2 separate regions of the Mus musculus genome follow, and region 1 is linked to region 2. Evidence: chromatin loops called from intact Hi-C (ENCODE). Cell type or tissue: heart. All regions are shown on one strand.

Region 1 (8,000 bases), 460 kb before region 2:
ACACCACCATGCCCGCATTTTACTGCAGAGTCCCCTACTACATAGAAGCCCAAAAGACTCTTTAGCTCAGACACACTGAGGCAAATGGGAGGTCACCGTCAAAGTTCACTGGTTATCGAGAAGAGAAAAGCTCCAGGGTTTGTTCAGCTTAACTTCCTAGCAAGCATAACTCCACGTACCCTATATGAGCAAGGAGGATATTCATGGAAAAACTGTAGCTAATTTTATCAAAGACTCACTGGGCACGCATGTGTGCAGTGGATAGAGCCCTGAGGATTGCTGTGAACGCAGGGAGCAGGGCTGAGGGTGTGGGGTGGAGCTGTCTCCTTCCCACTGAGTTTGGTACCATACAGTAACATACAGTACATACAATACAAGTAACATACAGAAAACAAGAACCGAGTCATCTGCTGTCCCAAGGAAAGCAGCTTTGGAAGGGTTTGTCTTGTCTCACAGTTCCAGGGTGCAGTCCATCCGGAGCTTGAGGTGGCTGGTCACAGTGCAGCAATCAGGAAGCAGAATGGTGGGTGTCTGGGCTCAGCTGCCTTTCTTCTTTGTATTCAGTCTGAGACTCGAATGGAGGGAATGGCGCCATTGGTGGGCAGATCTTTTAGTACTTTGTAGTAGAATCAAGATAGCCTCCTCAAACCCACCCAGAGGTTCGTCTCACAGAGGAGTCTAGAGCTCATCAAACTGACAACCGAGATTAGCCACACAACAGGCACAATTTGATTGTTTTGTTTGTTTGTAAAAGTCCCATCTTGGCTTCCCGTGTCGTCTCCAAAGGCTGAGGCTCATTTAGTTGGTTCTTGATAAATGACGCTGATTGCCATCAGCTCATTCACTCGGAAATCACTCTCTCCCTGCTCTGTTTCCCTTCCCTGTGCAGTTTAGTCATCTTGACTGGCTCACGGGCAACCGGCTTCTCCAAGTGTGTCTGGGAGAGCCCTCCCGGTTGTAGCATTTGGGTTGGTGGTTCTCTCCATCGCAGATGGCCGCCATTTAATATTTTGAATGTCTGAACAGAAACAGGAAGAGTTAGGGGGAATTCTACTTTGCCTAACTGCTTGGCCCTGAACATTGGTTTTCTATCATGACAACAAACTTCCCGAGAGAAACAACTTGCAAGGAAAGGTTTCATGTCTGACTCACAGCTCCTGCAGTTTCAGTTTGTGCTTGCTTATAGGCCAGCGTCAAGACTGAACAGCATAACATCAGGCTGTTCTCATGGTAACAAGGGGAAGAGATGGTGGCAAAATACACCTCATCAATCTATGCCTCCAGCCACCTACTTTCTCCCACCTTCTAAAGTTTCCAAAGCCTCCCAGTAGCCCATTCATATATGGATTTGTCAGCCCCACAGTCAGTCAACCCCAGAGGCCCCACCTCTGACTACCTGCACCTGTCTACATGTGAGCCGGGGGGACACTCTTAGGATCCAGAAACACTGTCTCCTATCTCTCACACAGGCCTCACAGTGACTACTCTTGGCTCTTAGATACTGGATTTATACTTCCTGGGGCCTCAGCTTCTCTTGGTAGGTTGTGAAGTTTCTCAGCATCCAAAATCACGCGAAGCAGTTCCTTTTTCTAGGTCTTTGTCCCAGAGAAATCTGTCTGTCCACTTGTCCATCATCTATCTACTGATTGCCCATCTAGTGACTACCTATCGTTTGTTAATACATATATATATATTAATCTATAATATTTATAAATATGTCAATCGTCAATGCTCTATCAGTGATCTATTGACCAGTCATTTGTAATCTATGTCTTCAATTTTCTATCTTATCTGTCATCTTCTAATTAGCTTCTAGCTTATGTCTACCATCTACCATCTATTGTGTATCTTCAATCGTGTCTATTGATCAATCATCTATCCATCTGTTTATCTACTTAGGATCTATATTCTCTCTTCTATTTACCATCTATACTCTTCTTCTGTCTCCATCTATCAATCACATAGCTATTTAGCTTTCATTTATTTTCTGTTCACCATTACGTTGGGTCTGTTTCTTTGTCCATGCTTCATAAATGCATCCTCCAGGGACTGCCCTCCTCCGTAGTGTAGGCTGGCTGCTGTTTGCCTCTGGTGATCAGTCCCTGATTCCATCCTCATTCAGTGCCCTGGTCTGTTACTGAACTCTAGGTCTGGGCAGTTTGCATTTCTGGAGCGCTTTATTCTTTTAGGTGGGTCTGTATTTCCAGGTGGTGTCTCTTCCCATCTGAAGAATTTCTTGTGCTGCCGGTCTCAGGTGACGAATTCTTCTGGTTTTGCTTATTCCACTGTTGTTGAAAATTAACAACAAACCTCACAGTCATCCAGGAGTCAGCTTCAGCTTCAGCTGGGTCTGTGGACCCTGGACCAAGGTCTCATGCAGCCCAATGTGGCTTCAAACTCTTGATCCTTCTCTTAGACCCCTTCATGCTGTGGTTTTAGGTAGGTACTACCATGCCCACGCAGTCTCTCTACTTTTTTTTTTTTTTTTTTTTTTTTTGTTAACACTGGGGATTGACTCCAAGGCCTCATGTATTCCAGCAAAAGTTCTACCACTGAGCTAAAATCCCAGTCTCCCTTTTTTCTTTCTGAAGGTTTCACCAAGTTTCTCAGGGTGTCTCTGAACTCATTCTTAGCTTAGACAGGCCTTCAATGTATAATCCTCCTGCCTCAATTCCCCAAGCTCCACCGATGAATAGCCCTTCACCATCACCAGTAGGTCTTATGCTGTGACCCTGTTTAATAAAGGGAGTTTTTATTTTACCCCTATATGTTCTTGACTACTGGCCATTAGATATGGCTGCCTATGTGTGACTTTCTTACAGAGGGAGCTGTCATACTGTGGAAGTCTCTTTACCACGGAAGCTTTGGTGGGGTTTGCGACAGACATATTGGTCTTTAGGAAGAAATAACAACACTGTTTCTCCACAATCAAAAGATTACGGTAAAAGTGTAATTCCATACCAGACCTACAGGAGTTAGAAATGATGGGACTTTGCAGTGACGTCATTGCTCTCTGCACGTGCATGTATCATATTTCACAGGAGAGGACATCCTGGCAGCAATCTGAGAAGTAAGCTTATTAGCCAAGTGGATACTACAGAAGCCACAGCTTACAGATGACATCAGTTTATCCAGCAACTTAAGGAAGGAAAAGCTTATTTTAGTTTACAGTTGTCAGGGATACAGCTCATCAAAGTGGGAGACCCACATGTAGGGAAGGAGTATGAGGTACTGGTCACGTGGCACCCCAAGCAAGAAGCAAAGAATGGACAGGAAATAGAACCAGGTATAAAACCTAATGGCTCTCTTCTAGCGCTCCACTTCCTACTGTGAAGCTCCACCCCCTAAATCTCTGCAGCCTTCCAAAGCAGTTCCACCAGCCAGGGAACCCCTTACTGAACTACAGGAGCCTAGAGGGGACATTTTACAGTCACAAGATGGCATGGCCAGAGACCATCTTCCTGTGTAGGGCATGTTGATTGGGCAAGTTTTAAGAGAAATCAAGAATGAGGAGGAGAGAACAGGGGGTTTGTGTGTTTTAAAATGTGATCAAAATACTGTCTTTCATGGAAGGTCTGTGTATACAGTAACTGATCTCTGTAAAGATGTAGCAAGTACCATGGAGTCACAGATGGGACCAGAGAGCATGATACTGAAGCAGGAAGCTAAGCTAACTACACACCTTTAAAACAACAATACATATCAGTAGGGATGGGTGCCTTGGGAATATTCAGAATGGGACTCATTTTCAGACCTGGGAGAATCGGAACTAAATGCCTATGCAAAAAGCCCTGGGGAGCAGCTGACCATTCAAGGCTCTGCCAACAGCAGAAGTCATCCTAGAGCCTGGTGGTGTTTGTACCCCAGCTCTATTTGTGTGTGTGTGTGCACGTTTGAGAGCCCTTGTTTATGTACATGTGTTTGTGAACATGCGTGCATAGATAGGTCCTGTGGAGCTCCAGGTCCAATGTTTCTCTCAAGGGAACTAAGTAAAAATAAAAACTTGCAATACAGGTAAAGAAAAAGCAAGAAGGCTACACATTGGATACAGAAAGAGTTTTTGAAGATATGTAAATTAAAATTAGAATACTTACACCCATAGCAGAACTTCTCCCAATATGATTCTTATATATAAATTAAAAAGAAAAGACTTTTAAGTGAAATTTAGAGCATGAAGCCATGTTAGACTTTAGGATGATGGGATCTGTGGATGATCATGCTTTGGACTCAGGGAGTTGGCCTCTGTCAGGTCAGGACAAACCAGGTTCAGCTATTAGTCTTGAGTGAGCAATCAAGACAGGCAGACTAATTGTGAGAAACAGAAAAAGGGAGTGCACTTGATATACCACACTGGGAAGAGGGTTTTAGCAGCCCCAGGGTCTTGATTTCAGGTTAAGTTTTAAATACAGTAGCAGGCTGTGCACACACAGGCAGCTCTGGTCCAGGGGTGGCGCAGCTGCCTCTGACTCTTTGTTCTCCTTTCTGTAAGGTGGTCTACACAACTGTGAATTTTTTCTCAGAAGAAAAGTTTCCCCGCTGGCTGGCCCGGGCTCTAAGGGATTCTTTTCTCCCAGCTTGAGATTTCTGGGGGTGAGAGGAGTTCCGATTTCTTCCACTTCTTCAATAGTCCAGTAGCCAAGCAAGGAGCACAGACATGTCCTTAGACTATCTTCAGCCCTTCCAGGATGGTTACAAGTACAGCTAATCTTCACAGAGCCACAGGATGAAGCATTGGACCCATAAAGACAATCCTGGGGACATTTAGGTTGAAACATAGCCAACAAAGTGTCTTCCTGTAGAGGGCACCAGATGACTAGGCAGTGAAACCTTGCTGCCCTGTAGTGGGAAGTCCTGGGAAGGAGCCTCTGTGAACATACTGGAGACTTGTGGAAGTTGAAGATCCAGGCTGGGGGTGGGGGGTGGGGGAAACGACACACGGACTCAGTCTTTCCCTGCAAGCTCCATGCAGGCAAGTCCCAGCTCTTCGTATATGCAATCTCTGTGAGACAGCAGTCAGGAGCTTCCTGACAGGGTTGACAGAGGCTGAGGAGAGAGGCTATCAGGCATGCACATAGTTGTGGCAAACAGCAAACATGGAGAGTCACCACAGGCTAAACTACCGTCTGGCAGTTTGCATTGGTGCTCTTAGGAGGCAGAGAAGATGACCTTAGACTTTTATTTGGACAAGAGTATTTAATCTTACTTTTCATTAGATTGTGTTTCCCATGTATCTGTGCCAAAGATGGAAGTCCAACTTAGGAATGGGAGTGAATTCTGAAGTGAGTCTATTGAGAAATAAAAACTCACCCACCTCCAACTTGAGTGTCTGTGTCTAACATTCATGTCAGATATGCAAGCAGGAAAAGGCAGAGATCAGATCTTTGAATATGCTGATTCCTGACCCTGGCTGTGAGGCAAGGCCACAGGGTCATAGGCCAAGCAGGACCTTCTGTGGATAGGCAGATTGCTTGCACCAATGAGATGACAAAGCGTCAGAGTGGGAGGGGTGTGGGTGAGAAGGGGCCAGGCCTCAGTCCGCTGCTGGCAGGCCTCTCCTTACATCCCCACCACTGTGCTGTTGCCAGGAGACTGAAGAAGGGGCCAGGCCACATGGAGTGCAGTGCGGAATGTGTGAGAATGTGCAACCTGTGGTCTCATGAGTCCACGTGATCTGACATGGGCGAGGACTCACTTTCTCTTTTGCAGAGGACAGGACGCACCCACAGATCTGTCTTTTAATACAACTTATCTCTCTCCAAGGCACATATATGTACCCGTGCCCAAAACAGGGACGAGAAAAGCAACATGAAGCCCTCCCTGTTCACCTGGCAACTTAAAACCACCTGTAACTCCAGTTCCAGGGGATCTAACACATGTTCCTCTCTAGCCTCTGTTGGCATCAGGCACACACATGGTGTATATACATACATGCAGGCACAAAATTCATACACATAAAATTAAATATATATCAAATATACATTATATAAAATACACAAATATATATTATATAAATAAAAATATATAATCTATAAAAATAAATATATAAATATATTTTAAAAGGCTGTCTTATTTCACTTAGTAACAAGTGCCCTTACGTGCAACCTTGCCACCCTAAAATATTCTCAAGAAGATGCTACAGTATTCCACAGCCCACTCACATCAGAGAGGTTCCCATGAGTGCTTGCTCAGGAAGCTGCTCCATTGAGCTCTCTTATCCTGTTGAGTCCTTATTTCCTGGTAGCTGTTGGCGTCCTGTGTGGACTTTTTAATGCCTAAGCCCCCACAGCTGCCTGCCCCCTCAGCCCCTCACCTTTGGCTGTCTCTTCTGCGCTTCTAACATGGTACCTTACCACATGACTCCTCAGTGACTCAATCAGGAAATTGCTTATGCAGCTTTTCACAGTGGGGAGGTCAGTGGTTCTATGGCCGTGTGCAGCAGCTGACTGCATGAATCCAGCGGACCAGGAAGCAAGAAGCCAGTCGGAAGTGGGCTGCACTATATACCCTCCTGGCCCATCTCCCTCTGGCCCACTTCTCCCAGCTAGGCCCCTGTCCCTAAGGTTCTATCACTTTCTAAAACAGGACCAAATGTCCAAACAGGAGAACCTGTGGGTCCATTCCCCAGCTCCTTACAGGGCAACCAAGGCTTTCATAACCATGACAACCAAGGCCTTCATAACCATGATGTCTGCCCACTCTCTGTTCCCTCCTGCTTATACTATCTAATCACAGCTATTCAGTCCTTCATAGTTCTAGCTCCTAGACAGTGCCAGATGCCATTCTGATTCCTATCTCCTGCTCCAGGGTCCTGATGCTTGGGCTGATGGGGAAGCCCTTCTGGCCACCGTCCCATGACACTGGAACCCTTGCTCATTTAACTGAGCTTAACATGTGGTAGTGAGGTTCACCTTCCTCATGAGAGGGTAAAATCCTTGAAGTGGGGGACCCATGTCAAGTTCAGCCCAGTATGGCCATAAGTAGGGCTTACTACATACATACCCCACTGGCATCTCCTATGTCACCCCACATGAAGAATGTAAGTGGCCAGGGAGGAACTATGTAAAAGAGGACACTGTTTTGTTCAGCCATTAACACATGCTTTAGCGAGGGCAGGGTGGATCATTAAAAGTCTAAAGCTTCCAACTAGGAGTCAGAACTGAGTAAGTCTCCTCATTTCCTCTTTACGTTTATAGCATGATGTTACTCATGTGTATTTTCTTAACCTAGCCTTAGCTCTACTTAAAAACACTCCTGCAAACATGGATCCACTTGCACATCAGAGGTGGCAAGATGCAGATGCTGTCTTCTGCAAGCCCCAGCACATTTGCACATCATGTTCGGAGGCCAGAGGTCAACTGTAGGTACTGGTCTCAATGGCCCTCCATCCCCACTGAACTTGTTTCGGCTCGGCCGGCCGGTCAATGAGCCCAAGCCGTCCACGTGTCTTTGATTCGCCAGTATTGATGCTAGTGGTGTGACATGTTACACAGGGATGCTGAGGACATGGACCCAGGACTGGTGCTTGTGTGCCAAGTTCTTACTCACCTGCTGAGCACCCCCGGCCTAGCTGTACCTCTGTGTAAGAGACCATTCTGAGGGTTAACAGTATGTTCAGAGAAAGGTCTTTTGTTTTTTTTTTTTTTTTTTTTTTAATCACTGATACATAGACCTACTTTCTTTGGCATCTTTCAAAGGAAACAATATTATATCTTTAAGTATTAAGTATATAAGAAAGCAAGCAACAATTGTATTGCTCCAATGAATCTTGAAAATTTATTATTTGGGAGAATATCAGATATTGATCTTTTTGCTTTATAGCTCATGATAATAATCAGAAAATATACATTTTGAAATAAAGTCAAAAGAAAATAATTACATATAGTACATATTACAGATTTCTTATTTATACATCAGCAAAGCAGTACTAAAAGCATATTTATGGCCCACAATCAGCAAATGTGGACATTTTCTGTCTAAAGCTGCAGCAGCTCAAATCCTTC
Region 2 (8,000 bases):
AGTTACAGGCATATTTGTCTGAAGGAGGAAGTGAAGTTACAGACAGGTTTGAAACTGATTATGTGCAGAGTCGGGTGGGACACTTTGAGACGGTGGCAGCGTTCCATCAGATAGATCTGTGCTCTGGATATAAATATATCTAGCTTCACTGGTCCCAAAAGAACCCAGAACCTAAAATGGACATTTTTAATAGAGAATGATTAACTTGCTGTATATAAGTCCTAGGAGAATATTTTTTAATTGCAACACATAGAAAGTGGATATGAATGTCCCCAAGGACAGCTGGCCTCTAAGCCCTGTCCTCGAGCTGCAGGCCCTGACTCCACATGGGACTGAGTTGAAGAAATGTCAGCAGCAGAGAAAGGTTTGGACACTAGTGGACATTAACTCGCAATCCAACATGGAACAGATCTAGGGGGGTTTCTGACGAAACTCACCTGTGCTGTATGGAGAAACTTCATTACAGTCATGGCACTGTCCACACCAACTCTCACATCAAAGAGAATAAGAGGTAGTTTATTCTGGAGCCAAATATGGGTGACCATGGCCTGGAAACATGGATTTAGGTAACCCCCAAATCCAGTGTTCCGATGCAAAAGGAATTTCATGAAGTTTTTATAGTAACTCGACAAAGATACTTCAAAAACATTACATAGGCGGTCACGGAGAAGCAGAGAAGTCTCGGCTGCTCTCTGATGACCCTGTGCAATTTCATTGGAAGAAAATTGGGAGTTTGCTAAGTGAACACATTCCAGAAGGGTTTTATCTGTGTGTAATCAGGACATTAGGGTGGTGTGGGGTAAATGGCTACTTAGTAGGCTAAAGGTCACCTAAGATCAAGGTAATTAGGTTCTGGACCTACAACATTCCAACTTCCCCACAGTCATTGAGACTTGGCTGCTCAGCCTTCACAGAACCAGGACTTCTCAGTCGATAACATACAACAGTTACACTTTGTGCTGCACACCACACGGCTAACGAACGCTTCACCAAGGACACACCTCAGATTTAAAACTATTATATGTTACAAACCGTTGTGTTTGACGGTCTATTCGAAGCTTTCTCTTATGGAAGCACAATAGTCTAATTATGGGGAAAAAAAAGACTTCCCATGCTTCCTACCGCAGCGCGTATCAAACCACATTGAATTAAACCAACACACACATCCAGTGATGTGCAAACGGTTCTGTCTGTAATGAACAGTAAAATCACGTATGTATCAAAGAATTGTTTCCGAAACCTGAAGGCTTTTACCCTAAGTAAACATTTGACTTACGTACCTGTTACATCTGCTTATACACACAGGGTAGCAAAAGTTTCTCAGACAAGAAAGGGTCATGAACAGAAAACATTCGAAGCCCTGCTCTGATGAAGGAAGGTGGACACGTATTTATTCGAAAGGATCACAATCCTGTTCTCCAGAGCTGTCAAAACGACAGCTGGTCTGGGCTCGAGCACTCCCTGACAGCCTTCCTCAGGCCTTCACAGATGATCAAGCATGCTTCCAGAAACTTCCCTCGCTCTGTCCCTCGTGTATTCAAGCCCGGGTGGACTCTGGAGCTTTTTCCAGCCTCCCACAGATCTCCCCTCTTACCTCTCATTCAAAGGCTGACAAACTAAAGCTCACAGGAACGAAATCTAGTCTGCGGCCGACCGCATGAACTCAGCTTCACTTTGAGTTTTTAAATGCTGGGTGGGCGGTACACACGTGGTCCGTGATGTTTAAAACAGTTTTACCTTTGGCCCAAAATATTCATTGACCCTCGTTTCTTACAGTGATGGCTTACTCTCATACAAATATTAGCCTATTTAATGCCATCTTGCCATCCTCAGCTGAGAGGAGGGATCTGGCTAACAGGTGGTTGGAGGAACACACAGCCTCGTGGAGACTTGGGATTGGCTCCAGTGCCATCGTGTAGGGGAAGCTAATGGCATCCTGGTTACTAGATAGGCTGCAGCTAAGTCCTGGAAGGCCTTGGCAACTTGGACTTTACAGTTGCAGGTCCAGTAGCAACTTGAGAAAGTAATCCACTGGAGGAGATTGTGGTGGCAGAGATGGCAATCCGGGCATACAGGAAAAGATGCCCTGGGGTAGCAGAAGCAGCCGCTGCTAAGTTTTGCCCTGAACCACCGTGAGTGGTGAGCTGTTGTTGCGGTGTATTGCAAAGCTGGAGTTCCAGACGACACCACTGCTCACTCACAGGGCGCTCATTTTGCCTGTAGTGGAAAGGCAGCGAGAGGAGTTGTGAGTCGGGCACGAGATCTAAGGGACTCAGAACTCCAGGGCCATGTGAGTTTGCTGCAGAGCAAGTGTGAGGGACAATGACAGCCCTGATTGGGGGAGGGGGCCTGGATGGATGCTGACTCTGCAGTTTCCTGTGGCTTCTGTGTCCCTACCTAATGTCATAGCTTCACCTGCCAACCTGACACAAACTTAGAGAGGCTGGGGGAAGGGAGCTTCAGTTGAGAAATCGCCTCCATCAGATTGGCCTGTGGGAGTGTTTGCAGGGCATTTTCTTGATTGCTAGTTGTTGGAGGAAGGCCCCGCCCACTGTGGGCGGCACCATCTCTAGGCAGGCAGTCCATCCAGGTCAGAAAGGTAGCTGAATGTGAGCCAGTGAGCAGCCAGTGGCAGCGCTCCTGCATGGCCTCCGCTTCAGCTCCAGCCTCAGGTTGACTTAGTCAGGGTGCTATCGCAGTAACAGAAAGTAACGTAGGAAATCTAGTAAGCACCAGCACTTCCACTGTTCTGGAAGATTCTACAGAAGTCGTTCCCTACCTGTGGCCGATAGACCAACCAGCAGTCTCCCTCCAGTCCTCAGGCCAATTCCTAGAACTAAATCCAAGCAGAACCTGTGTGAGCCTGTGTTAGAGCCTGCTACGGGGCTAATGTGTGAGCCTGAAGGATGGTGACACGGCCCAGCATTCACTGAAAGGAGGCAGAGATTGCCCCTGGAGTCATCGTTGAGGTTTTCCTCAAAAGCATGAAGCTTATGGCTAGACAGCAGCTTTGGATGCGCCCTCAGAATGCAGACACGCTTGCCACCTCTGTAACCTCTAAATGGAGACATGGAATGTGCTTTCCTGTGCATGTGTGTGCGTGCAGAATATGTATATATGGTACACGGGAAATAAATAGCTTAAGCTAGATACCAGAAAGATCCCTCGCTGCTCTGGGGTCTGGAAGCAAATGACAGGAAAGTGTGATTGGGAAAGTAAAATTGTTTAACCGGCTCAGAAATTAAAACAAAACAAAACAAAACAAACAAACAAACAAAAAAAAAAAACCAACTAAGGCGTTTCCAAGTGCGGGAAACATTCCAAACAGGATGTACAGGAGTGTGCGAGGTGCCTGGGGAAAGGAAGCATTTGGGAGAAATTGGAACTACATTTTACAATGATTTATTTATTTTGTTAATGGAGTACACTCAAGGTTTGTATGTATCTGAGGTGAGTGGAAACACAAGTCCATATAAACTGTAAGTAGAGTAGCTTTTAAATTTCCGTTTTTATTTACTGACGGAAAGGAAGTAATTTAAAGTTATTTAAAACACACACAACAAAGAAACACTAGACAATTTTCTGCTTCCTTCCTGTTGATCTCACTGCCAACAGTGCCCTCTAGTGGTGAACTGAGAAGACGTTGGTGGAGGAGGGAAAAAACATTACCGGAATTTTCATGAAAACGTAAACTTTTACAATTCCACTTGGTAACTGAATGCTATATTTGGCAAGAAAAAAAATGAATCTTTGCAGAGGTTCACAGCAGATAGCTTAAGACGTGGGCGTTTCAACGTCAGCTTTCCTTAGTGGCTCTCCTGAGTGCATGCCCATCTGTGCGTGTAAATGCCCTCGAGGCTGCCTTTGGGGCGAGTCTGGGCCACAGCTTCTATTGTGTACCTTAAAACGAACAGAATCCACTTTTATGAGGGATACAATCGTTCTCCCCGAACTTGTGCTTCAACCTTAATCACTTCCAAGAACAACACAGTGTTCTTGCAGGATCTCACCTGGCCCCAACTCATCGAACAAACCAAGCCCCATTTTCTTAGAATGATTCAGACGCTCCCCTCCCCCGACCCCCACCCCCGCAAAAAGCAGTCATCACAACAGGCTACAGCCCGGGTTACAGAATGAAGTCGCGCTAACCCTGGCTCTGCCTAGAGCTTCTAGAGCAGCTACTTCTGAAATAAAGATGGGAGGTGGCTTCCCGGGCGCCACTCTAACGCCAGGCAACCGCTGGGCCATGAGCTCTGAGGCTTCAGCTCTGAACATGGTTCTCTGCCCTAAGCCCCTGGTCCAAAGATCCAAAGCACAGTACTTGTCTGTTTTAGGAGATGTTGGTACATACAGGCTGTTTTATGAGCATTCTGACATTCCGACTGTACCCCCTTTGATGTCTTCAATAGCACCCTTTGTCATAAGTGCCCAAAACGTGTCACTCACTGGCTGTCATGTTGGACAGAATTGGACACTCTTTCACTACAGGGGGACATCCTTGGTCTAGAATCATCTTCAAGCCCTGGCCCTAAAGAAACTCCTGAAAATTGTACTTTATAGGAGCAAAAGTTATTAAGCAACACACCGTCTAGCAATCAAAGAGAATGTCCTTAGTGCTTGGACAGACAGGTTCCACTCACATTCTAGACCGATACCCTAAGAAGAACGCATTCTTTATGAGGCATTTTTGCCAAAACACATAAACTGAATCTAACCATGAGGAAACTTCTGACACGAAGTGAAAGAGAGTCTGCAAAATAATTGGCTTGTCCTTTCCAAAATGCCAAGGTCATCAAAGAGAAAGGAAGGCTAGAGTTGAACCACAGGAGGGGAGACTCGAGAGACATGACAGTTAAATGAATCACAAGATCCTAAGTTAGGTCTAAACCACGGAAGGCATTAGCTACAGCCCAAAGTCCTGATTAGAGGGACACAAGAATCATGTTTCTTGTTTGCTCACCATGGTGTGACCAGATCAGAAAAGGTCTAGGGCTGAAAAGATGGTTCCGCCATTAAGACTGGTCGCTGCTCTTCCAGGGGACCTGAGTTTGGTTCCTGGCACCAACTTTGTGTGGCTCACAACTGCCTGTAACTCCTAATCCAGAGAATCCCATGCCTTCTGACTCCAGGTGGTTCTCTCTCTCTCTCTCCCTCTCTCTCTCCCTCTCTCTCTCTCTCTCTCTCTCTCTCTGTGTGTGTGTGTGTGTGCCTGTCTGTCTCTCTGTCGCTGTCTGTCTGTCTCTGTCGGTCTGTCTGTCTGTCTGTCTCTCGCTCTGTCTCTGTGTGTGTGTGTGTGTGTGTGTATGTATGTGTGTGCCTGTCTGTCTCTCTGTCGCTGTCTGTCTCTGTCAGTCTGTCTGTCTGTCTCTTTCTCTCTGTCTGTCTGTCTCTCTCTCTCTCTCTCTGTCTCTCTGTGTGTGTGTGTGTTTGTGTGTGTGTGTGTGTTTGTGTGTGTGTGTGTGTGTATGTGTGCGTGTGCCTGTCTGTCTCTCTGTTGCTGTCTGTGTGTGTCTGTCTCTGTCGGCCTGTCTGTCTCTCTCTCTTTACACACACACACACATATTTTCTTGAACCATCCTTAACCGTATATTCCAGTCTCAGAGTGAGCCAGGAAATGTGAGCAGAGCCAGATCCTGATGTTTGTTGCCCTAGGTCTCCCAGAAGGGAATCCGATTTTCCAAATAAAATAAACTGTTTTTTCCATCTGTTTCTAATCTGCCTTTGAAAATGTTGCGGTGATGGATTTTCAAAGAGACGGCGTCCAGGCTCCTTCTCAGCCTTGACATGTGTGTAGATGAGGTCGGGGACATGGCACCCACATGCCACCGTCCTGAATTGTCTCCAGAGTTCTATCTGCTCTCACATCTTGACACTCCTCTCTCCAAACAGTCATGCATATTTATTGGCATTAAACAGAATCTCCTCTTCAACAAAATGAATTGTGAATATTGTATGCTCCCAGACAGACTGGAAAATATGACAGAGACTTCCACCAAACACCCTGATGATATGGCAGAAATGGGAAATAGCCATATTATTTCCTTAATACCAGGACTACTCTCAAAATGTAAGAATCAAAAACCAGAATCCATTTCCAAATATGCCTCCCCCAGAAGAAGGCAAGCTGCCAGAAGAAATGCAGACCAGACTTTTGCTATCGTATAGCATGGTGTCCAAAAATATTCTTAAAAATAGGTAGTCTGCTTCATAAACAGTGGTGGGCCTGTGTTCTGAACCACGCACGGCTGTGTATGTGCTTGTGTGGTTGTATGTTTAAAAATATTTTTTTCATTATATTTACTGAGAAAGGTGGGTCACATGTGTGCCCGTGGCACCCAGGTGGAGGTCAGAGGTCAACTTGGGAGTCTTTTCTCTCCTTCCACCCAGTGGGTCACAGGTGTTGAACTCAGTCCATCAAGCCTGATAGCAGGCATCTTTATCAGCTGAGCCGTCTCACCGTTTTAGACTTATAATTTCTGACGCTATAAAAATTAGAGTTAAGAACATTGTACTGGCTTGTTTTGTGTATCAACGTGACACAAGCTGCAGTTGTCACAGAGAAAGGAGCTGAAATGCCGCCATGAGATCCAGCTGTGGGCATTTTCTCAATTAGTGATCAAGGGTGGGAGGGCTCATTGTGGGCGGTGCCATCTCTGAGCTGGCATGAGATAGAAATCTTCAGTACAGGCTACATTGCATATTAGAAGCAAGTTGGTGAATTCTTCTAACAAATGGAGATTCTCCACAGATACTTAAAAGTTACACTCCTACTAGAAATTATCAGGGCCCAGGAAATAGGGGGAGGAGGTTGTGGTATTGCAGTATTCATGAGAATGTCTGCTAAAGTAGAACCCCTGGTGGTGGGCTTAACAATAGACTAGCTTTCCACCTGGCTCCCTTCTTAGTGGCAGGGTTAGGGTCCCCGCCATCTTTTGATGTATACATTCCTTTTGTATTGTGTCACTGTGACTTGGTGGGTTGTATCTCATCTGGCTTCTTGCTATTCTGCTGTATAAAAAGTTTGATGCTCGACCTGACAAAATACATTCAGATTCTACACAATCTCCTGTGTGCATCTGTCTGTCATTCCCGCCGACTCCTTGCCCATCTGCACCCAGAGACCCATCCACGCAGACAAAGGGACCCAGAGGGTCTGCGGCACTGGTAGTCTTGGGTTCTATAAGAAAGCAAGCTGAGCAAGCCAGGGGAAGCAAGCCAGTAAGTAACATCTCTCCATGACCTCTGCATCAGCTCCCGCCTTCCTGACCTGCTTGAGTTCCAGTCCTGACTTCCTTCAGTGATGAACAGCAGTGTGGAAATGTAAGCTGAACAAACCCTTTCCTCCTCAACTTGCTTCTTGGTCATGATGTTTGTGCAGGAAGAGAAACCCTGAGTAAGACACACATCAGCTCTTTCCTGTATCCATATGCTGTTACTGAGAATCGTAGGAAAGATTCTTATGGCAATGTGAAAGCTGGGTTTCCAGGGTCTGGAGAGATGGTGCAGTGGTTAGGAGCTAGCTGCTCTTCCAGAGCACTCAGATTTGGTCCCCAGCATTCACAGAGCAGCTCACAACCGTCTGTAACTCCAGTTCCACGGATCCTACAACCACGACTTCAGTATACACGTGCTTTTAAGCAAGACACTCTTTCATACACACAAAATTTTTATCTCAAAACAAAATTTTAAAGCTGCATTTCTTCTCACAAACACTTTATTTACTATGAAAAGTAGGATGAGAAGCTGGAAAGTAGGCCCAGCCGTTCAGAACACTGACCACTCCTGCGGACGAACCAGGTTCAGTTCCCAGCACCCAGGTGCTGTAACTTCAGTTCCTGGTGCTTTGGTTCCCCCTGCTGGCATCTGCAGGCTACTGCTCACATCGGGTGCACAAACACACACACACACACACACAACTTAAAAATTAATAAACACTTTGAATAGAAAAATGTAACAATATACTGTTTGCCATCACTACCTTTACTTTCTAGAACTCAAAT

The links. A loop is a pair of places that touch in the nucleus more often than their neighbours do. Peaks named below come from ENCODE experiments on the same cell type or tissue, not always from the same donor. Only the 100,000 strongest peaks of a DNase experiment are listed, where the experiment ranks them.
Region 1: it touches region 2 in a loop (8-fold over the local background); 11 of 42 quality-filtered maps call a loop at or near these places.

The regions. Positions count from the first base shown.
Region 1 is chr6:145,820,830-145,828,829 of GRCm38, reverse strand. It overlaps Rassf8 (Ras association (RalGDS/AF-6) domain family (N-terminal) member 8), which reads right to left. Exons shown (of 5, transcript NM_027760.3): 5 at 7,751-8,000. Among named protein-coding and RNA genes, the nearest start is that of Gm38927, 18 kb to the left of the region's middle. In heart, a CTCF peak has its summit at 4,798 (motif pointing right); no DNase peak of the experiment used is centred here; H3K27ac peaks cover 609 bases.
Region 2 is chr6:145,355,866-145,363,865 of GRCm38, reverse strand. No RefSeq gene overlaps it. Among named protein-coding and RNA genes, the nearest start is that of Gm38926, 11 kb to the right of the region's middle. In heart, a CTCF peak has its summit at 3,630 (motif pointing left); no DNase peak of the experiment used is centred here; H3K27ac peaks cover 1,042 bases; H3K27me3 peaks cover 960 bases.